Linked DNA regions of Homo sapiens: region 1 is linked to region 2. Evidence: chromatin loops called from intact Hi-C (ENCODE). Cell type or tissue: heart left ventricle. All regions are shown on one strand. Links, peaks and the distances in the headings refer to the core of each region. The heading gives the core; the rest is flanking DNA. Region 1 overlaps MYO1E (myosin IE). Region 2 holds the start of FAM81A (family with sequence similarity 81 member A).

Region 1 (2,908 bases), core at 205-2,704, 190 kb before region 2:
TGGGTCAGTTGGCAAGGGCTTCAGAAATGCCTCTGGCCACATTGTCAAGATCTTGTCTGGTGATGGAGAGATGGTAGAGATCATGAACAAAGCTTGCCAGTTCTTCCTTTACCACATCATGACCTTTTTGTTAAACAGATTTGCAGAGATGTCTCTTGACATCCAAAGGTATCACATATGTGGTTTTAATGCACAAATCCAAATTCTGGATTTTGGAGAACAGATTAATGAGCTAAGCAGATATGGGTGGCTCATTTACTGGGCTCACAGGTACCTACCAAGCCTTCAGGTGCTCATTATCATTCTTTTTTTAAATTTTTTAAATTTTTAATCTTTTTTTATTTTTTGAGATAGAGTCTTGCTCTGTCATCCAGGCTGGAGTGCAGTGGTGCCATCTTGGCTCACTGCAACCTCTGCCTCCTGGGTTCAAGTGATTCTCCTGCCTCAGCTTTCCAAGTAGCTGGGATTACAGGTGCCTGCCACCACACCCAGCTAATTTTTATATTTTTAGTAGAGATGGGGTTTCACCATGTTGGCCAGGCTGGTCTCGAACTCCTGACCTCAGGTGATCTGCCCACCTGCTGGGATTACAGGCGTGAGCCACCATGCCCAGCTTCACTATCATTCTTAATGATGCTAATGTAGCTATTGCTGTTGCATTTTTCTGTTGGCACTGCCCAGAGTCTACCTTCACACTTGCCCATTCCTTTATTTCTTTACAGGCTTACTGAAAGTCATACGTCGGCTTCCTCCTCGCCTTTCTAACTCAGGTCAGGCCCTCACTGCTGCAATAGATTTCCATATTCCCTCAACATCCCATCTCTTTTCTACCAATAACCTTATCTTTTTGAACCAGGTGTCAGTGCTATCATGTCTCTGCTCAGAGGCCTGCTATAATATAGAAATAGGCCATAGAGAACCATGAAAAGAAGGGGAAGACTGAGCTCTGGCCCCCAGACAAATCCACTGGATAACAAGTCAGGTAAAATACAGAAACTGCCCAGGTATGGCCATTTGGTGTATAAATGCATCTTCACCTCTTGGTAAGAAATCAAAGCTAATGTGTCAATAAGGTCATGTTCTTCTGTTAACTAAGTCTGTGCGTCATTTATCCTCCGTTGATGACAAGCCCAATCATCATCCTCCTGGGTATGCAGAGAGCATCACGGCCAACAATGACAAAGGGTTAGTTTTAAAAAGCACCTGAGTCCAGCCTGGGCAACATAAGAAGACCCTGTCGCTACAAAAAATTTAAAAATTAGCCAGGCATGATGGTGCGCATCTGTGGTCCCAGCTACTCGCGAGGCTGAGGTGGGAGGATCGCTTGAGCCTGAGAGGCGGAGGTTGCAGTGTGTTGAAATTGTGCCACTGCACTCCAGCCTAGGTGACAGAGCGAGACTCTTTTTCAAAAACTAAAATAAAAAAGCACCTGTATTTGTGGGGACAGAGTGAGAGACTTTAATCCTAGGAGCTCAAGTCCAGGGGTAACTAACCTGGCGAACCTGTCCTGACCTCTGTCCTATGGTATATGGTAGCTATTACATCTCCATTAAAATATGGGAAATTTGAGACCTAGAGAGACATCACTGCTAATAGGTATAAAGAAAGTGCATAAGGTTTGAAGTCAGACAGGGCTAAATTCAAATAGAGGCTCTGCCATCTACTAGTTTTGGATCTTGGAATTCTCTTAAGCCTCATTTTTTAGATGCAGCTTCAAAAAACAATGCCAACAGAGTGGTAAGGATTAAGAGACAACCTATACGAAAGCAACCAGCAGAGGGCAGGCACTCAGGAAGTCTATCTTGCGGGGTCTGATGGTGCTAACAGCAAGAGGTGACCTGAAATCAGGATTTCAAGAGCCTTAGCCCTGGCTTTTAAGCAGAGTGAGCTGGGGGAGCTTGAAAAAAGGTATTAATGCTCCAAGGCCACCACAAATCAGTTGAAACAGAATCTCTGGAGGTGGAGCCTACATATCTGTAGAGCCACTGAACTAGTAAGGCAATTCAGGAATCAGAAATACTTATCCCTAGAAAGTTAAATTGGTGAACCTAGGCCAGCCATGGCAGCTCACGCCTATAATCAGAGCACTTTGGGAGGCTGAGGCAGGCAGATCACTTGAGGTCAGGGGTTCAAGACCAGCCTGGCCAACAGGGCGAAACCCCTTCTATACTAAAAAATACAAACAAAAAATTAGCCAGGTGTCATGGCACACCCCTGTAATCCCAGCTACTCAGAAGGCTGAGGCAAGAGAATCACTTGAACCCAGGAAGCACAGGTTGTGGTGAGCCAAGAGTGTGCCACTGCACTCCAGCTTGGGTGACAGAATGAGACTCCGTCTCAAAAAAAAAAAAAAAAAAAAAAAAAAAGATAAATTAGTGAACACAAGGCATGGTAGATAAAATTAGCATCTATAGGCCGGGTGCGGTGGCTCATAACTGTAATCCTAGCATTTTGGGCGGCCAAGGCAGGTGGATCACTTGAGGTCTGGAGCTCATAACCAGCCTGGCCAACATGGTGAAACCCTGTCTCTACTAAAAATACAAAAAAATTAGCCAGGCAAGGTGGTGGGCGCCTGTAGTCCCAGCTACTTGGGATGCTGAGGCAGGAGAATCGCTTGAACCCGGGGGGATGGAGGTTGCAGTGAGCCGAGATCACACCACTGAACTCCAGCCTGAACGACAGGGTGAGACTCCATCTCAAAAAAAAAAAAAAAAAAAAAAAAGTTAGCATCCATAGAAGCCACTCTTCCTGATTTGTCTGCCAGTGGGCTGAGGAGGAAGGCATAGGAAATATCCAAGGTCAACCCCAGGTGTTTATTCCTTACTAGAAGTTGGCCTAATAGACATCAGGGCTTGGCAGGAGAGAGTGTAGGTTAATGAAAGGGGGTTGACTTACAGCAGAGTCAGGA
Region 2 (2,908 bases), core at 288-2,787:
CATACCATGCACCAGGCAGTGGGAATCTAACCGAGAAAGGAAAGAATAATCATTGAGCTTTTGCAGCACTAAAGAGATGCTGTTATACCAGATCTACACATCACAAGACTCAAGGCCATTACTCTCCTGGTCACAACGGCAGTGTTAACATGTGTCTGTGATTATTTGATGAATGCTCGTCAGGCTCTAAGCTCTGTGGGATCAGAAAGTGATGTGTCTCTTTTTCATCTTCACCATTGTGTCTCAGGGCTAAGCATAGTTTCTAGCACTTGGCAGCCATCCAATAGATACTGTTGGCTGAATGAATGTTACAGATGCGTTAGCGCTTTGTGGAAGTTATTAGCCCGTTTTACTGGTGAGGAAACAGTCGCAGAATACCCACAAATATTTCAAAGATCACACACAAATAACAGTCCTTAATACTAATAGCCCCTAAATAATAATGCTGCCGGAGAGAGAATTCCAAAACCGCTCAGCCGAATCCACAGTTCGGGCTCTTCTACCATGTCGGGCTCCTTCCCCTGGGTTGGAAGGGCTCAGGCTGGGGCGGGGTGGGGGAGACAGACAGGAGCCCCTGTGCTGGGTAAGTACCAGTATCTGCGAAGGAGGCACGAACCAGATGAGGCAAAGGTCGTGTCCCCCGCAACTCCGCTGAAATCCTGCCCACCGAGAGGAAGCACAATTATGAGTGAATGGGCTTGTGCGTCCTGATGAGAATCCAAAATCGAGAGGAAGGTGGAAAGAGCCAGGACGCGCTGGGAGGGGATGAAGCTGACGGGAGAAGAAAGGGCTGGGAAGAGGAGGGGTGTTCGGGGTTCTTCTTCTCGTCGTGTCTGCTGCGATGAGACACGATCCTGGGTCCCAACTGCAGGTGTCAAGGCGATTCAGTAAATGACACATGGCAGCCCCGGAGGGTTCGTTCACCTGCACAGGTGGGGCGTCACCGTGGCCTAATCAAATAACTTCTCCCCAATTTGAGGTGGGGCGGGGGAGAGAACTATTTTTGTGGGAAAGCGGTTTAGTAAATAAGGTATATTGGGGCTCTAGAGAGAATTGCAGTGCCACCACCATGGCTATGATCTCCGTCAGGCACCATTTCAACACCTCTCCAAATCAACCATCCCTACAACAGGATTTATTTTCCAATGAGCGAAATCCCCGCCCGCCAACTCCAAGGCGCTTGGATGCGAGCTCTGTGGGAAACAGCAGCGACGAGCAGAGGCTATTTTGGGTGTGGGAACGAGGAGGGAGGAGGGGCGGCGCCGCCAGGCTGGGCGCGGGTGCGCGGGGAAAGCCTCCAGCTCGGGCTGCCACGGCAACCGCGTCCAGGCAACGCGCCCGGAAGCGGCTCCGGCGGCGCGCGGCGGCTCGCGCCCCCCGGGAGCCGCGAACCCGGCCGGGCCGCGCGCCGGGCCAGGCGGCAGGCGCGCGCTGATTGGACGGCGCTCCCCGCGGCGCGGGCCCGCAGCCGGGCGCCCTGCTCAGCCAGCGCCAGCGGCCGCCGCACCCAGCCGCGCCGGCGAGGACATGGGCAGCCGCGGCGCGCCCACCCCCCGCGCCGGTGAGTGCCGCGCTCTGGGAACCCCGGCCGGGCGGCCTCTGGGGCTGGGCGGCGGGAGCTCTCTGGGACGGCCGGTGACCTTGGGGCAGCCTCTCAGGAGATAGGCGTGGGGTAGAGAGAGCTGCGCGTGGCCCATGTGACATGCCGCGGGCGAGAGGGTTAACTGCATGTGACGCGAAGGGCTGAAGTTGGGCACAGAGCGCAACTGGCGTTGCATTTTCGCGGGGGCTGCATGCTAGCGAACCAACCGACGCCCGGAGGGACTGTTTGGGGGAGCTGGGGTGGTGCACGGATTGCCAGGGGTAAAGGCGAGTCAGCCGACCCACTACTCAGAGTGAGTGACCTTGGGTAGGTTAACCATCTGCTCTTCCGCCCCTTCGCTTTTTCTCATCTTTCAAACGAGAGGCTAGGGGGTCTTTGCAGTTCCAGAATGCTGTTGTGCCATCCTACTGCGAGCTGAGAAAGAGCCCTAAAGTACGGTTCTGCAGGTACCGGAGATGCAAAGCTTAACCATGTTTATTCTAGGAGGGGTTTCCATTAATTGGCTCCTAAAGTGGTAAGAAATGTTATCGTTGTCTGGAAGATTATGGAGCAAGCAGTCGGTGGTCCGGAGAATGGCTTCTTAAGATGCACAGGTTAAAACCTCTTTGGTGCCCTAAAGACATGAACAAAATCAGGATTAATGCTCCTAAGTTCTTCTTTCCTGTAGTTAATCTAATAGGAAACTTTGTATTTGAACAGGTAAAATCAAAACCCAATCGTGGCAGGCAGCAGCAAATTAAGTGAGTCATTTCTTCAATGTGCACGAGGTTTATGTGTGTGTGTGCGCGCGTGTGTGTGTGTGCGTGTGTGCGCGTGCGCTCTCGTCCTCAGCTCAAAGTCTGCGTACGGCAGTGTTGGAAATTATTTCATAGGAGTAACCAGAAATAATGCTAGAATGATTCGAATCCACAAAAGTGCAGCTCTCTCAGAAGCAAGGGCAAACATTTGCAACTTGCTTTTAAAATAAGAGGTTTGTAGAGTAAATATATTCTTTATTGAGAACCATCCCCAGATTTGCACATTGTATCTGCCTTCTGGGCCCTGTCACTGAATGCGCGTGTGTGTATGTGTGTGTGTGTGTGTTGGGGGGGGCGGGTTCCTTGGCACTTATAATATTTTTAGCGTTGACTGGTACTAAAAAGGACACTTAGGCCCCCTTCCATATCCACTGTCTATAAACTTCCCTCTTCCACGGAGGGGAATGGAGGACGTACCCTCTCACAGGTACCCCTGGTTGCCCCTTCTGACTTTCTACTTAAAGCTACCCTTGATTTTCATTCGAATCTGATTTCATCTGTATAAGAA

What was found. A loop is a pair of places that touch in the nucleus more often than their neighbours do. Peaks named below come from ENCODE experiments on the same cell type or tissue, not always from the same donor. Only the 100,000 strongest peaks of a DNase experiment are listed, where the experiment ranks them.
Region 1: it touches region 2 in a loop (2.2-fold over the local background); 2 of 110 quality-filtered maps call a loop at or near these places.

Annotation. Positions count from the first base shown.
Region 1 is chr15:59,245,789-59,248,696 of GRCh38, forward strand. The region is part of intron 4 of MYO1E (myosin IE); the gene reads right to left. Among named protein-coding and RNA genes, the nearest start is that of LDHAL6B, 40 kb to the left of the region's middle. In heart left ventricle, for the core only: a CTCF peak has its summit at 1,764 (motif pointing right); no DNase peak of the experiment used is centred there.
Region 2 is chr15:59,436,722-59,439,629 of GRCh38, forward strand. It overlaps FAM81A (family with sequence similarity 81 member A), which reads left to right and starts at 1,465. Exons shown (of 9, transcript NM_152450.3): 1 at 1,465-1,561. RefSeq lists a silencer at 1,163-1,692. In heart left ventricle, for the core only: no CTCF peak of the experiment used is centred there; DNase peaks (open chromatin) are centred at 570, 1,280 and 1,710; H3K4me3 peaks cover 1,820 bases; H3K27ac peaks cover 669 bases.